Regions from separate parts of the Homo sapiens genome. Here region 2 is linked to region 1. A link is a contact called in ENCODE Hi-C or POLR2A ChIA-PET data. All regions are on one chromosome and are shown on one strand. Each heading gives the region's core, a stretch centred on a gene start or an enhancer-like site at or near the end of the contact. The rest is flanking DNA. Distances are from core to core; before and after follow the strand shown.

Region 1 (7,377 bases), core at 2,384-4,883:
CAGTGGCGGCAGGGGAGATGATTTCAGGATGAAACAGTTTCACCTCAGATTATCAGGCATTAGTTAGATTCTTAGAAGGAGCATGTAGGCCAGGCGTGGTGGCTCACGCCTGTAATCCCAGCACTTTGGGAGGCCGAGGCGGGCGGATCACGAGGTCGGGAGATCGAGACCATCCTGGCTTACACGGTGAAACCCCGTCTCTACTAAAAATACAAAAAATTAGCCAGGAGTGGTGGCGGGTTCCTGTAGTCCCAGCTACTTGGGAGGCTGAGGCAGGAGAATGGCATGAACCCGGGAGGCAGAGTTTGCAGTGAGCCAAGATAGCGCCACTGCACACTCCAGCCTGGGTGACAGAGCAAGACTCCGTCTCAAAAAAAAAAAAAAAAAAAAAAGAAGGAGCATGCAACCTAGATCCCTCATATGTGCAGTTCACAATAGGGTTGGAACTCCTATGAGAATCTAATGGTGCCGCTGATCTGATGGGAGGCGGAGCTCTGGCGGTCATGCTTGTTCGCCTGCAGTTCACCCCCTGCTGTGCGGCCCAGTTCTTAACAGGCCATGGACCGGTACCAGCCCGCAGCCCAGGGGCTGGGGACCCCTGCATGAGGCCATCTCCAGGGTCACACAGACAGTGCCATTCATACTCGCTTATGGCTCCAACCAGAACCCATGGTGCATGAGACCCATGTCATGGAGAATAATGGAGTGACTTGAAATCAGGACTTCCATCTTGTACCTGGGAGGGCACAGAGGTGACCACAGAAGTAGCAGAAGTCAAGTCCACCCCTTGGGGCAAATGCAAACCAGCCATTGGGCTAAGAAGGTAGACGGCCATGTGTAATCCCCCTGAAATGTCACCCAGTACTCATTTCCATCTATGCGCAACTTCTGTGTTCCCAGCACAGAATAAGTAAAAAGTGGGGGAAATTAAAAATTAAATGTGGAGTTAGGAGGTCTTGGCTTCTGTGTCTCCAGCCATTGAATAGGAGAGCAGTAACGGAGTAGAAGATGATGGTTTGGAGGCAGAACCCCATGGGCTGGATGGCGGCCACAGGATGGGTTTGAAGCATAACAGGAGGTAACCACATCAACTCATTCAATCCTTTGGGGTCATCTTCAGGTCCAACTGCCAGGTGCTATGGGCTGAACTGTGTCCCTCCAAAACTCATACACTGAAGTCCAACCTCCTGGGCCCTCAGATGTGGCTGTATTTGGAGATAGGGTTTCAAAGAAGTAATTAAAGTAAAATGGGATGATTAGAGTAGGCCCTCATCCAATATGACCTGTGTCCTTATAAGAAGAGGAGATTAGGACAGAGACACACAGAGGGAGGACCATGTGGGGACGCAGGGGGAGGACCGTCATCTGGAAGCCCAGGAGAGAGGCTTCAGGGGATTCCAGCCTGACAACATCTTGATCTTTGATTTCCAGCCTTTAGGGCTGTGAGAGAGAAATGTCTGTTGTTTAAGCCACCCAGTCTGTGCTATTTTATTACAGCAGCCTGAGGTAACCGAGACATGAGGGTCAACCTTATTAACGCTTTGAAACTGAGGAAACCGAGGCTGTGAAAAGACTGAACTGGGATGGTTCCCAGATGTGTCTGGCTCCTCAGCGTCTCCTCTTCCCACCACACCACAACCACGGGAAGAGGGCACAGCACCCTTTTTCCCTGTCCCAGGTAGAAAGTCCAGAAGATAGTGAGCAGGTCTTAGGCCAAGAGGAGGTACTCAGAGCCGAGCTGAAGCCCCTCGGCAGAACTGTGTGGAGCCAAAGGAGAGTGAGGACAGCATGGCCGGAGGAGCCCAGCACACAGGCCTCCAGAGGGGGACAGGCCAACGTGAGGACAGACGCTGCTCATGGAGACTGGCCCACAGCCTGGGTGAAGGGTATCAGGGGCACAGAGTGATTCACCAAGAGCTGGAGGTAACTGGAGGGGCTGGGGAAGCACAGGTTTGGGGAACCAAGTCCAGAGAAAGAGAAAAAGCGCTAGTCTCAACAGGGAGAGAAAGTGTCCCAGGTGTGTAAGGAATGTGACAGCCTCTGTCAGCGAAGTCTGGGGTTGCTGAGCACTGGACTTGTCTGATCTGACATCAGAGTCAAAGCACCAGATGTGCTCCCCAGGAGGTTCTTCCCCCGCAGAAGCACAGACTCCCTACAGACGAAGACCCCCTCGGGCTGGCCAACTTGCGGCCGAGACCTTCCCAGGAGACTCTGACCAGTGGCCAGGGAAAAGGAGAGTTGGGGAGCAAGCAGCCCCATCACAGCCTTTCTGGAAGCAGTACCCCGTGAGAAGGGGCTCGGGGGGACACCTGTCGGCCAGGTAGAGAAGCGCAACAGGGCCATCCTGTTCTGCCCCTTGCTTCCTGCCTCCATGAAGGCCCAAAAACCCATATCTGTGTGTAAATAGGTCATGGGGTGGGGGTGGAACTGCCACTTACTCAGCACTGTCCTATGCCAGGACTGAGCATTCATTCATTCATCATCTCAATCAACACTGAGAGCCTCCTCCATGCCAGTCACTGGGAATACAGTGGGAAGCAAAAACAGGGCCCTGGCCCTACTGAGTTGGGATTCAGTGCTGCACACTTTCACACGAGTCAGAGACATTTCATCCTCACATCATCTCTGTAGAGTGGGCAGCATTAACTCGAAATTAGTAAAGAGATTCAGAGCGTTGGGCACCTTATCCATAGACACAGCATGGTGCAGGCCCCGAGGGTTCTCAACTAAAGGCCGTTTTGCCCACAAAGGGACATTTGGCAATGTGGAAGACATTTTTGGTGTCATAAGTGGATGGTGCCACTGGCATCTGGTGGGTAGAGGCCAAGGATGCTGCTAAACATCCTACGATTCCCAGGACAGGCTCCGTAGCAAAGATTTCTCCAGCTCCAAAGGTCAACAGCACTGAGATGAGGAGACACAGCTGCAGACCTCACTGGAGCTCACTCACCTCCAGTTCTGCTCACGGAGGCCCAGGATCTCCACACCCCAAGACCCTCGCAGGGGGATTGGCTTGTGGCTGCTCTGGATAAAAGGCATGAGAGGAAGTGCGTGTGTCACTTCTGGGCAGAAGTGTAAACATGCGGGTGACAGACCTCCATGGACGTTCCCCCACCATGAAGGTGAAGGTCGCTTTCTCTGGAGCTGGCCAAGCTTGGAGACAGGAGCAGCCTGCAGGGCTCGATTTCTGTACAAGGGACAGCTGCCCTGTGAAGTCACGGGCCCACAGAAGATTTTGCATATGTGAGAAATAAACAAGGACAATGTGAAACCACTGAGATTTAGTAGATGTTTCGTTACCACGGCAGAGCCCAGTCTAACCTGACAAATACACACGCTGGTGAGGACTCATGCCAACATTCAAGGCCAAGCTTCAGCCTCAGCCTCCTCACCTGCCAAAGGCATGTTGTGAGGGTCCAGTGAGATAAAGCATGTGGAGCACTCAGGATGGGAAGACAAGCCTCAAAGCCCAGGCCCTGGGCATGCTGCAGGCAGGTGGCCAGTGTCCTGGCCATCATCACCATCTGCATGCGGGGGAAGAAAGAGAGTGTGAGCTCACAGACAAGAAGGAGGCCAGGTTGTGAGACGGCCAGGCTGGGCCCTGGAGGCGTGGGAAGAAAGCAGCTTCCCCAGCCCTGCGCTGGCCCTGAGCCCTGAGTGCACGTGAAGAATGAGGTCAATCAGCCAGCATCTTCATCTTCCTGCAATGCTGCATGAATGAAAGAAATGAATTTCAAATGACTTGGACCAGTATCTAATTATTATGATTTATTAACACCAAGTACATAAAGCAGCCCCTGGACATGACATTCCCCATTCCCCCCGTGAGTCTGGGAGCCTGGCGAGCCTCCTGCTGCACCCTGAGCAATTCTTTTCATTATCAGCATTATTATTATTTATAGCAGCCCAGCCACCAGGAAGCAGGGCAATCACCAATCTCCATAAAGTTCGCAGCAAGTTCAAGGATCGGCCAGGAGGCCTTGAGGGCAGCTATGAAAATCAGAAAACAGCTTGGCAGCTGGGGAAAGGGGACCCCAGTGGCCTGAACGTCTCCAGAAGTTTTGGCCTGTCTGATCTAAGAGGCTCACTGACAGAAAGGTGAGCTGGTACAACTTCTGCACCTTCTCTTTCTTAAAAAAAAAATGTGGTAAAATACACTTAACATAAAATTTACCATTTTAACCATTGTAAGCGTACAATACAGTTCAGTGATATCTAAACACATTCACGTTATTGTGCAATCATCACCACGCTTCATCTCCAGAATGTTTTCGTTGTGCAAAATTGAAAGTCTGTCCCCATTCGACACAAACTCTCCATTCTGCGTCCCTCTAGCCCCTGGCAGCCACCACGCTACTTTCTGTCTCTATGAATTTGACCACTCTACATCTGTCACATGAATTTAGCTATTCTAGGTCCCTATTCTGGGTTCCTTAAATATCATGCAGTATCTGTCCTTTTGTGCCTGGCTATTTCCTATTTCCTGTAGCAGAATGTCCTCAAAGTTCATCCGTGTCATAGCATGTGACAGAATTCCCTTTCTTTTCAAAGGTGAATAACACTCCATTGTATGCATATACTACATTTTGCTTATCTATTCATCTGCTGGAGGACATTTGGGCTGTTTCTCCTTTGGCTACTGTGGATAATGCTGCCATGAACACAGGTATGCAAGTATCTGCTTGAGTCCCTGATTTCAATTCTTTTGCATGTATATCCAGCATGGACTCACAAGATCATATGGTAATTCTAGTTTTCATATTTTGAGAAGCTTCCATACTGTTTTCCACAGTGGACACACTATTTCATGTTCCCTGCCCCCCAACACAAGGGCTCCAATCTCTCACCACTTCTACGCCTTACTATTAGGACCTTTCGGTGATCACTATGACTGCTGGAATTCGCCATTATGGAGTACTTAACAGTGTACCCAGAACTTCCACATTCTCTCCAACTCCAAAGGTTGAGGGCGATGCTAAGCTCGTAGGAGCTTTGGAATACAATCATAGTAACACTTTCTCAGATTCAAGAAGCCGCATGTGTTCTCTAAACTTCATTCTGAATGGAGGTTGGTCAACAATGCTACATGAAGACAACATGTAATGCTTAATCACAGAGGAAGATGTGCAAATGTAAATGCTGTCATACTTGTCTATATAATAAACAGAAACCATACTCTCATCAGACACATTTCTTTGCTCAGCATATTACCTTCTCCTTCTCCCTCTGGGTTGGAAGTCACTGGCAGGATTTGAAGAGACGAATCCTGAAGAGATGTAAGGTATCTTGGTTAACTGGTGGGTTTTGGAAGCAGTGCAATCCAGCCCTGTGCCCCTAGGTGAGGCACCTTTTCCCTCAGAGATGGTTCGTCATGTGTAAATTGCGGCTGGTGACAGGATTTAATAGTCACAATAGTCGTCACTTACCAGGTGCTCCCTGGGTTTCAGGCACTTATTTTTAAAATTGAGAAAATTCACGTGTAATAAAATTTACCATTGTAAAGTGTACAATTCAGTGGCTTTTTAAAGCGTGTTTATAAACCATCATCATGATTTAATTCCAGAACATTTTCATCACCCTAGAAGAAACCCTGTACCCATTAGCAGTAATCCTGCACCCAATTCATCACCTACCCCCACCTCCTGGCAATGACAAATTAACCTACTTTCTGTCATTATGAATTTTCTTATTCTGGACACTTAATATAAATTGAATCATATTAAACATGGTCTTTTGGATCTGGCTTCATTCACCTAACATAAAGTTCTCAAGGTTTACCCACCTTGCAGCACGTGTCAATACTCCATTCCTCTTTACGGCTGAATAATATTTTATTGCACCTATATGCCACATTTTGTTGATCCAGTCATCTGCTGATGGACATGTGAGCTGTTTCCACCTTTTGGCTATTATGAATAATGCTACTAAAAACTCTCATATGCAAATTATTGTGTAAACATTTTGTTTGTTTGGTTTTTGTTTTTTGGTTTTTTGAGGCAGAGTCTTGCTCTGTCACCCAGGCTGGAGTGCAGTGGCGTGATCTCGGCTCACCACAAGCTCCACCTCCCGGGTTCACACCATTCTCCTGCCTCAGCCTCCTGAGTAGCTGGGACTACAGGCGCTCGCCACCACGCCCGGCTAATTTTTTTGTATTTTTAGTAGAGACGGGGTTTCACCTTGTTAGCCAGGATGGTCTCGATCTCCTGACCCCGTGATCCGCCCGCCTCAGCCTCCCAAAGTGCTGGGATTACAGGCATGAGCCACCACGCCCGGTCTGTGTGAACATGTTTTTAATTCACTTGGGTATATAACCTAGGGGCAGAGTTGTTAGGCTGTAGGGTAATTATATGCTTAACTTCCAGACTGTTTCCACAGTGGTTATACAATTTTACATTCCCACCAGCCTTGTAGGAGTGCTCCAATTTCTCTTCTTCCTCACTGACACTTATTGTTGTCTGTCATTCTGATTACAGCCATCCTGTGAATGTGAAATGGTATTTCATTGTGGTACTGATTTAATTCTCTTAAAGACTAGGGATGTTGAGTATCTTTTCGTGTGTTTAGTGGCCATTTGTGTATCTTATTTGGAGGCATGTCTATTCAGTTTGTATATTTTTAATTAGGTTATTCGTCCTTTTATTGTTGAGTTGTATGAGTTCTTTTTATATTCTGAATACTGAAATTATCTATTATTCTTTGGTTGTTTGTGCTTTTGGTGTCATATCTGAGAAACCACTGTTAAATCCAAGGTCAGGAAGATTCAGTCCTATGTTTTGTTGTAAGAGATTTATAGCTTTAGCTCTTACGTGTAGGTCATTGATCCATTTTTGAGTAGATTTTTGTATATGGTGTGAGGTTTGAGTCTAGCTTCACTGTTTTGCATGTGGATTTCAGTTGTCCTAGAGCCATTTGTTGAGAAAAAAAGAGTTGTCTTTGTGCTCTAATTTAAAATCAACTTCCCATAGATATACAGATTTATTTCTGGCCCAGACACTGTTCTAATTGCTTTTGCCTTGTAGAGTAATTGTGATGATTAAATAAAGGGAGAGAAAATATTTTGCCCACTTCAATACTTATCCCCTACACATATGACAAACTGTGAATAGTTGCAAGGATTTTTTTCACTTTTACAAAGCTTGATATTTGTTTTGTTTTGTTTTGTTTTTGTTTTTTAATATGGAGTCTCGCCCTGTCGCCCAGGCTGGAGTGCAATGGAGCAATCTCCTCTCACTGCAATCTCCGCCTCTTGGGTTCAAGCGATTCTCCTGCCTCAGCCTCCCGAGTAGCTGGGATTACAGGTGCACGCCACCATGCCTGGCTAATTTTTGGTATCTTTAGTAGAGACCGGGTCTCACCATGTTAACCAGGCTGGTCTCA
Region 2 (7,377 bases), core at 1,565-4,064, 220 kb before region 1:
AGTCACTTGACTATTCTAGCTTATTCCGAAACATTTTCTAAATATTTCTTCCTCTCGGATGTGTCCAGTTCAGGAAATTACTTCATACCTCAGTTGGTGCATCCAGCCTGCATGGGTGCTCAATGGCACTCGATGGCATTTGTAGCACGTCACATATTAGGCCAGGAACACGGCCTTTGATTTTTCCTCAGCTTTTGTTATCACAAGATATTAATACACTGGACTCTTGACAGTAAATAGTGACTTTGACTCACAATGTTAAAACTGGATTTGATATTGTCCTAGGCTAAACTTGAGAGTGTCCTGGGAGGCTAGGGGCAAGCTGACTGCCAGCACCACTGCTGGGGTGCAGGGATTGGAAGCCACATCCCCTGTGAGGATGGCCCAGCCCTGGCCTGGAGCTCCTGGAGAACCTGCTGCTCTCGGCGGCCTGCAGGCCTTTGGGTTCCTTTTAGCCTGAGCAAAGCTGGCCAGAATAACAGACTGGGGTTAAGAGAGCCCAGGCAGAAACAGGTTTCCTTACAGGGACTCGGGTCTGACAGAAAAGCAGCAGGGTGCTCCAGTCCCCTCTTCACCCGCCACCCCCACTTCCTTCCCCTCCTACCTGGGGATGAGAGGGGTGGGGGCTTCAGGGAAAGCAGCTCTTGCACCCAAGGCAGTCGCCTGGCTTCTTGCTGAGAGTGGCTCTGTGCAGGGCCAGGTCTAGCAGAAATATTTTCTTTTAACTTTTATTATGGACATTTTCAAACATCTGCATGAGTAGAGAGAATGGCATCACAAACACTCAAGGACCTGTCATCGCTGGCAACAGTTGTCAGCTGTGCGCAGATCCTATTCCAGATGCTCTCACAGACATGGGATGTGGCAGGGCCCTCAGCCTCCCAGCCGGGTGGACACTGGCTCCGCTCACTGCCCGGCCTTCAGCCCTCAGAGATGGGAGGAGTGAACGTCAGCCAGGTCCGTGCTACCATCAGGGCCAGATTGCCTGGGTGGGAACATCCTGCTTATAAACTTTGGAGTGTCTTTAATGGTCTTCCTGTTTGTCCAACAGCTCCCCAACCACTCCTTCCGACTGTGGTGTTGCCCCCTCTACTACACACCCCTGAGCAGGACCTTTGACCCTCATTATTTTATGACCAGACCACTGGGTGTTTCTGGAACAGGCATTCATTATCAGCGTGGCTGGTGGTTGTGCGTTTCCTCATATTGCTTAGTGTGGGCTACACCTAAGACATTGTTTAAGCAAGGAAATAGAAAGAAAACACACACAGCAGGACACGGCAGCCCAAGGACACGCATCTTCATGATCAGCCCGTTGTTAGGCCCAGGTGGCTTTGACCTTATGTATAACTTAGGGCTTCTCCAGCTTTATGTTCTCACCTTCCCAGCACATTGCAGTCTTCAGAATGTTTGCTTTTTTTTTTTTCTCTAGAGGTCTATGCTAATCATGTGCTTCTTATGAGTGATGGGAAGTGTGGCTGTCCTTGGTGTGCTCTGAATGGAAAGGCAGAAGACCGGGAATCACAGAGCCCATCCTCATCAGCTTCCAGGCAGAAGGTATTCCTGGATCTGGGGAAATTAGGCTTTTCTTCCTGAATACAGTACATGTACAGTACAGCTAAAAAGCACCTCCATGTTTCATCAGGAATTCATCAGGGATTGTTTTCCTATCATGTGTGTTTGTGCCAATGAAGCAAGTGTGACTTATAAAGCCTTAATTCAGCTCCAGAGCATAGTTCCACATATAAGAAGTGCAGGCAGGGCTAGCCCAGCCCAGAGGAGTAGGGGATAGCCCTCAGATGGGGAGTGAGGGGTAGCCCTCAGGTGGGGAGTGGGGGCTGCCCTGCAGGTGGGGAGTAGGGGCTGCCTCCCAGGTGGGAAGTAGGAGGGTAGCCCTCAGGTGGGGAGTGGGGGCTGCCCCTCAAGCGGGGAGTGGGGGCTATCCCCGGGGTGGGGAGTGGGTGCTGTCCCCCAGGTGGGGAGTGGGAGCTGCCCCGAGATGGCTCCAGCACAGACAAGGCTTCCAGCAGCCAAAGCACTGAAACCCTGCTTAACTTGCGCAGTGTGGGGAGCTCGTTGAAGACCCCTATTAATTAAGACTGGGCTACCTGGATGTTTGTGAATTCCCTTGCATCTGTTTATCAGAGTAGCTAACAGGGCTTGGGTCTGAAGGCCTGGGCAATGCCCTGGAGATGGAGGAGAAGCGTGAGAGGAGTGACTCTCACATCTGTGGGTGGGGTCCGAGAGAAGAGTGAAAACTTCTGAGTGAGACATGCTTTTCACCCAGAATAAGCATTGGTTCCAAAGGGACATGCACAGACAGCCCAGAGTTGTGCGTTTCTAGTTCAAATTTAAAGAAGCCAGTTCTCTTTGAAGCTCCCAGAACCTCTGCTGTCCTTGGCAAAGACTCTCCTGCAGTTCATTTTTCAGTATTCCTCATGCAGAGCAGCGTTATTAAACCACCCCCTCCGTAGCACATCCATCTGAGTTTATATTGAAATGAATTTGATCTCAACCCACAGTGTTTGTGTTTGGGAGCTTTTCTCTGCTCTGCCATCACTTTTGTCAGCGAAAGTTCAAGGAGGCATTTTTAGGTTCCCAAGGAAGGATATTTAGTAAGATGAGCGTCTGATGGTTCTGAGAACAGGAGGTTGGGGAGAGGTGTTTTAGAGGGGAGGTGATATTACCTGCGTTTCTCACATTACACAATGTAAATAGCCACATACAGTGACTTCCTTAGGCTTTTAGTGCCCTCACCTCCAAACACAAGGGGGCAAACAGACCTCATGCTTCTTGAACACTTGGTGCAGATCTGCTATGCAGAATCACCTAGGGAGCTTAAAAGTCAAAGAAACCAAACAAAACCATGCACAAGCCCTGCCTCTGAAGATTCTAACAGACATGCTGTGGCGTGGCTCAGGGTGATGGTGCTTCAACCCCACCCCACCCAGGTGACTCCAAGGTTCAGCCACCTGGGACCTCAGCTTTGGGCATAGATCGATGCCTTTAGGATTTGACCATCATGTCCCAAAGGGCTTGGTCCTGGTGAAATGTGCAATCAGGGGGCTCTCTGGTTTTGGTTGACTGGGAGACCCATTTCCAAGCTGCATTCTGGCCGCTCTGCTCTCTACAGCCCCAGTGGGCTCAGGCGAAGGTCACACAGGGCCATACACCAGCTCCTGGACGTGCTGGGCAGTTTGCTGATTGGGCATAGTTATAGGATAGTGTCTTGCAAAGCCCTGTGTCTCCCATGCTGCTCACTAGCACCATGCCTTTTAGGGGTTGTAGGTACATGCAGCTGTCTCAGCCCCTGGGTTTCACATCCTCAGGAAACTGCCAGGATCTACCCAGGTCCTGCTCTGGGAGGCCACAGAGGGGTTCCCTGTTCTCGTCACAGAAGAGGGGCAGGTGCCAGGCGTATGCACTCAGGCACGAGCTGGCATCTTTCAGCTCCCACTCTGGCCTTCTTGACACCTTCCTGTGTTGTTCTCCTGAAAGATGAAGCACCTGATGTCCTGTAGTTACAAATCTGTAAAAGGCCCACAGCACAGGGAGCGCACATCCCAGGGAGGGGCTGGGCCGTTGGTTAACCTATACTAACTTCTTAACTGGCTGGAACTACTTCTGGTAACAGCTCTCTCAAGAGCCAGAGTGAGGCCCTGGGCCCTCAGTCTGAGGGATGGTGGCTGCTTTTTGTAATCATGTCCACAGTGGGGCGTTGTCTCTGGACAGGCGTCCTGTGTAGGAAACAAGGTGGCCAGCTTCCCGTAGGCCAAAAGTGTCCCCCCTCCTCCTGTGCCGTGGGCACCTCCCTGCTTTCCTGGTGCCACCAGGATTGAGATTTTGTCACAAGGAGAGCTGCACAGGTCAATGCAAGGTCAACAGAGGCCTCATGACCAAGATGGGCTCCCAGCACCCCTCACCTGCCCTCCAATGCCCCCACCCCACCTAAGCTCTCAGTGTGCACAGGCCGAGCAAGCCCAGTGGCATTGTCTCTGAGTTCTCTCTTGGGCTCCATCTCACTTCCAGTCCAGCAGCCAGCCCGGCCACCCCATAGCCTCAGAGGTGTTCACCCTCTGCCTTCACTCCACAATCAAGACCTGCCATCCTCATAGCCCTCTGAGTGGATCCCCTGCTGCCACTCCTGCCTGCCAGGCTCTCTTCAGTACCGCAACCACACTGTTGCTTCTGTGCATTGGAGCGTGCCACTCTTGTGCTCAGAACCCTCCATCTCATTCAGAATGAAACTCCACTTCCTGAGTCTGACCCCACTTGGCCTCCCGTAACTCTGAGGTCACCTCCTGTGCTCTCTTGGTTCCCACTTGTGGCTGCAGCCCCACGAGACTTCTGCTGCTCCTGCAGTGAAGCAGGTGTGCCTCCACCTTCGGCATAGCTCTGCATTCCTCCTCTTCCAGCTCTGCTTAGATGTCGTCACACACAGCGGCCTTCTCTGACCCTGTGTATAAAAAAGCACCGCGCCCCCCCCCCCCACCCCCACCCCGTCCCGACCCCGCACGAATCCCTCCTGCAGCTCTATTCTTCCGCAGCACGACCCCCAGCAGATGCTGTTATGGCTACATGTTTGCTTTCTGGCTTCCTCTGGCAGAACAGGAGCCCTGGGAGGATGAAGCTGTCTGCTTTCCTCGCTGTTGCTTCTCTGGTGCCCAGCACAGTGCTGGGCGCACAGCAGGGGTCCACTGCTATTTTGTTAATGAAGTAATATTACTTTCCCAAATGTACTGGGTTTTCATAAGCAGCTCTCTCACATTATTTTATTATTTTTTCTTACAGAACATTTGGAAAACAACTAGTGAAGCAGCGTTAAGTGTTGTTAATGAAAAAACACAGGCTGTTGTTAATGAAAAAACACAGGCGCCTCTGGATTGTGATAACAGTGCTGATAGGTATGTCAATGTACCATGGCGAAATATTGCTTTTCTGAACATGCAAATGACATGGAACTTACAAAGAATTGCTCAGATGTGAAAGTCGATGCTTGTTCCTACATGGCCCGAGGGTGGGTTAGCAAATGCAGCTCTTAAATTGATGGAAAAAAGAATGGTGTTCTGAAGTTAATTTGCAGGAGTAGAACAGGTAGTATGACAAACCCCCGAATGCTGGGAGCCGTAGAAGGTGATGTCATACAAGAATCATCATCATCTCTATTTTGAAATCTGGGAAGGAATATGGTGAGCCTTCTGGGTACAAGCACTCAACATGATGGTAATTGGTTATTTCATGGTGCATAACATACAGACTTTAAAACAGCATTCGATGAACCTTGAAGACATTATGCTTTGTGAGATAAGCCAGTCACAAAAAGACACATCCTTTATAATTCTACTTATGCGAGGTCCCTAGAGTAGTCACATTCATAGACACTGAAAGGAGAGTGGGGTGGTTGCCAGGGGCTGTGGGGAGGAGGAACGGAGGGTTGTGTAATGGGCACAGAGCTTCAGTTTTGTAGGATGGGTAAGTCCTAAAAATGTACTGCACAACCATATACATGTGCATACACTTAACACCACTGAACTGTGCCTTCAAATGGTTCAGATGGTAAATGTTATGTTATTGTTTTACCACAATTTAAAAAAACACAATAGCACCAGGCAATACAAAATTTAAAGTAGACATAATTTTAAAAAATAGTTGGCCTTCTCTAATGTCACCCTGTACCTGAAATTGATGGTTTTACTCCTTCTAATGGAAATTAAACATTTAAGCATATAAAGAACAAATGTAACTTTTCTTTCTTAAAGGAAAAACATGGGTAAATGTAGATGTTTGTTTTCCTCGTTATTATTCAGTTCCACTGTTTTCACCGATGCGACTTTTCCTTTCATGTTATTGTTCAAAGGCAGTGACTGGTAGTGGCCCATCAATGTTGCCAAGAACAGCTAAACTGATCACAGTTCTTTCTGATATACCTCCAATCCACCTGATCTTTACTCTTGATTTGCTGCTATAATATTGCTCCTTTTATTTATTTGTAAAATCCTCAAACCTGACAGGACAGGGGGCAGGGCAGAGCATGTGGCTGGCACCATGCCCTGGGAGACCACGGGCCAAGTCCAACCTGTGCCAATGGACGCACATGATTCAGCCCCTAGGTGGAAATTTAGGAAAAGAAGAATCCGTGACAGCCACCTGTGAGGGCAGGCCACGCTGCACACCTGACTGTGTTCCCCCCCATTGCAGTCTCCGAGTCTTTGCTGACAGCAGTATTGGGGAGAATTGGACCCTTCAGATGGTTTGTGACCCAGACACTTGGATGCGTGGGCCCAGGTCTGTTGTTTTTCGGACTCCATTTTGCTAACAATATGCCTACCTTTTATGGCCGGATTTGTCTGTCTGTCCCCCGGAAATCTGATCGCTGAGGCCCTGTGTAGCATCCATTTCAGGGCAGAGCATCTCTGTGTGAAATTCTTACTTCTTTTGGATTCTACTGGGTAGATTGGCACATCCCCTGGAGCCCCAGTTAAGAAAACTCATTCTTTGCTGCTTGAGCAGAACAATTTTCTCCAATGCTAGGGTCAACCAATGAAGAATTTCGCAGCTTATTTTTGAGAAATTATTTCAAGACTTAGCTAAGGTGTAAGTAACTGTTCAATTAGCAAGAAATCTTCAAGTGGAATCAGCACTCCCTGGGTGCCGCCACGGGAATGTCATTCTTGTCTCTCTGCTGAGGCCTGGCAATGCAGGCAGGGCCTGTGAATACACACGAGAAACAAGAGCAGAGTGGGGTCTCCCTCTGCGGGAGCTCATTGACTCCACCTCCCACCTCCTGCTTAGCTGCCACAGTCTGTCTTGGGCCCTCACTGGTTACAAATCCGAAGTGCTTGGGTGAGCAAACCTCTGGCCTGTGTGCTTGGTTAGAAGGAAAGGGTCTTCCTTCCTAGCAACAGAAGACCTTCTTAGCTGTGAGCAGAGTTAAGCCTGGTGGGGGTACTCTTGTGTCTGTCTCCTGAGGCCTGAGCGCAATCCCCCCACCCCCAAGCCAGTCCCTGTTCTGAGGCCCTTTACTTTTGTGATTGAATCACAATCAATAAAAGCCTGACATTGTGGAAAGACACAAACATGCACGGACTTTAATCTGGACAGACACGGGTGCCCTTTTCTTTTTCCCCAGGACTCAGCTAAGACATGCAGGTTTGTTGTTGTTGTTTTCCTAAAGAAAATCACTACATTAAGAACTAAAGGGATATAAAAGGAAAAATAGGAAGCAAGTGACTAGGATGATGAATGGACTAAAAATATGTCACATTAGGAACAGCTGAAGTGACTTCAGATGTCCCTCTGGGAGGACAGAAGATCCGGGTTGACATGCCGTTGGAAGTACCTGGAAGTGGGCTTCATCTGACAGAGTGGACAGCATGT

What was found. Hi-C counts contacts between places; a loop is a spot of excess contacts on that map. ChIA-PET counts read pairs that join two places held with the same protein, here RNA polymerase II (POLR2A). Pooled maps may share reads with other maps.
Region 2: a loop to region 1 is called in a map with no recorded cell type, with 7 times the contacts of the local background. The contact joins two enhancer-like sites. A Hi-C loop is called at or near these places in 12 of 37 single-sample maps with no recorded cell type and 6 of 50 pooled maps. POLR2A ChIA-PET finds 5 or more read pairs at or near these places in 1 of 52 experiments (A673).

What each region holds. Positions count from the first base shown.
Region 1 is chr7:47,716,752-47,724,128 of GRCh38, reverse strand. No RefSeq gene overlaps it. Among named protein-coding and RNA genes, the nearest start is that of LINC00525, 41 kb to the left of the region's middle. RefSeq lists an enhancer at 1-142. Within about 2 kb of position 3,633, at least 3 of the 41 ENCODE cell types and tissues checked have a DNase peak (open chromatin) inside an H3K27ac peak, as active enhancers do.
Region 2 is chr7:47,934,373-47,941,749 of GRCh38, reverse strand. PKD1L1 (polycystin 1 like 1, transient receptor potential channel interacting) reads left to right here. Exons shown (of 57, transcript NM_138295.5): 3 at 1,433-1,557; 4 at 4,792-4,904. Among named protein-coding and RNA genes, the nearest start is that of PKD1L1, 10 kb to the left of the region's middle. RefSeq lists enhancers at 1-545, 1-561, 3,405-3,574, 4,025-4,104. Within about 2 kb of position 2,814, at least 4 of the 41 ENCODE cell types and tissues checked have a DNase peak (open chromatin) inside an H3K27ac peak, as active enhancers do.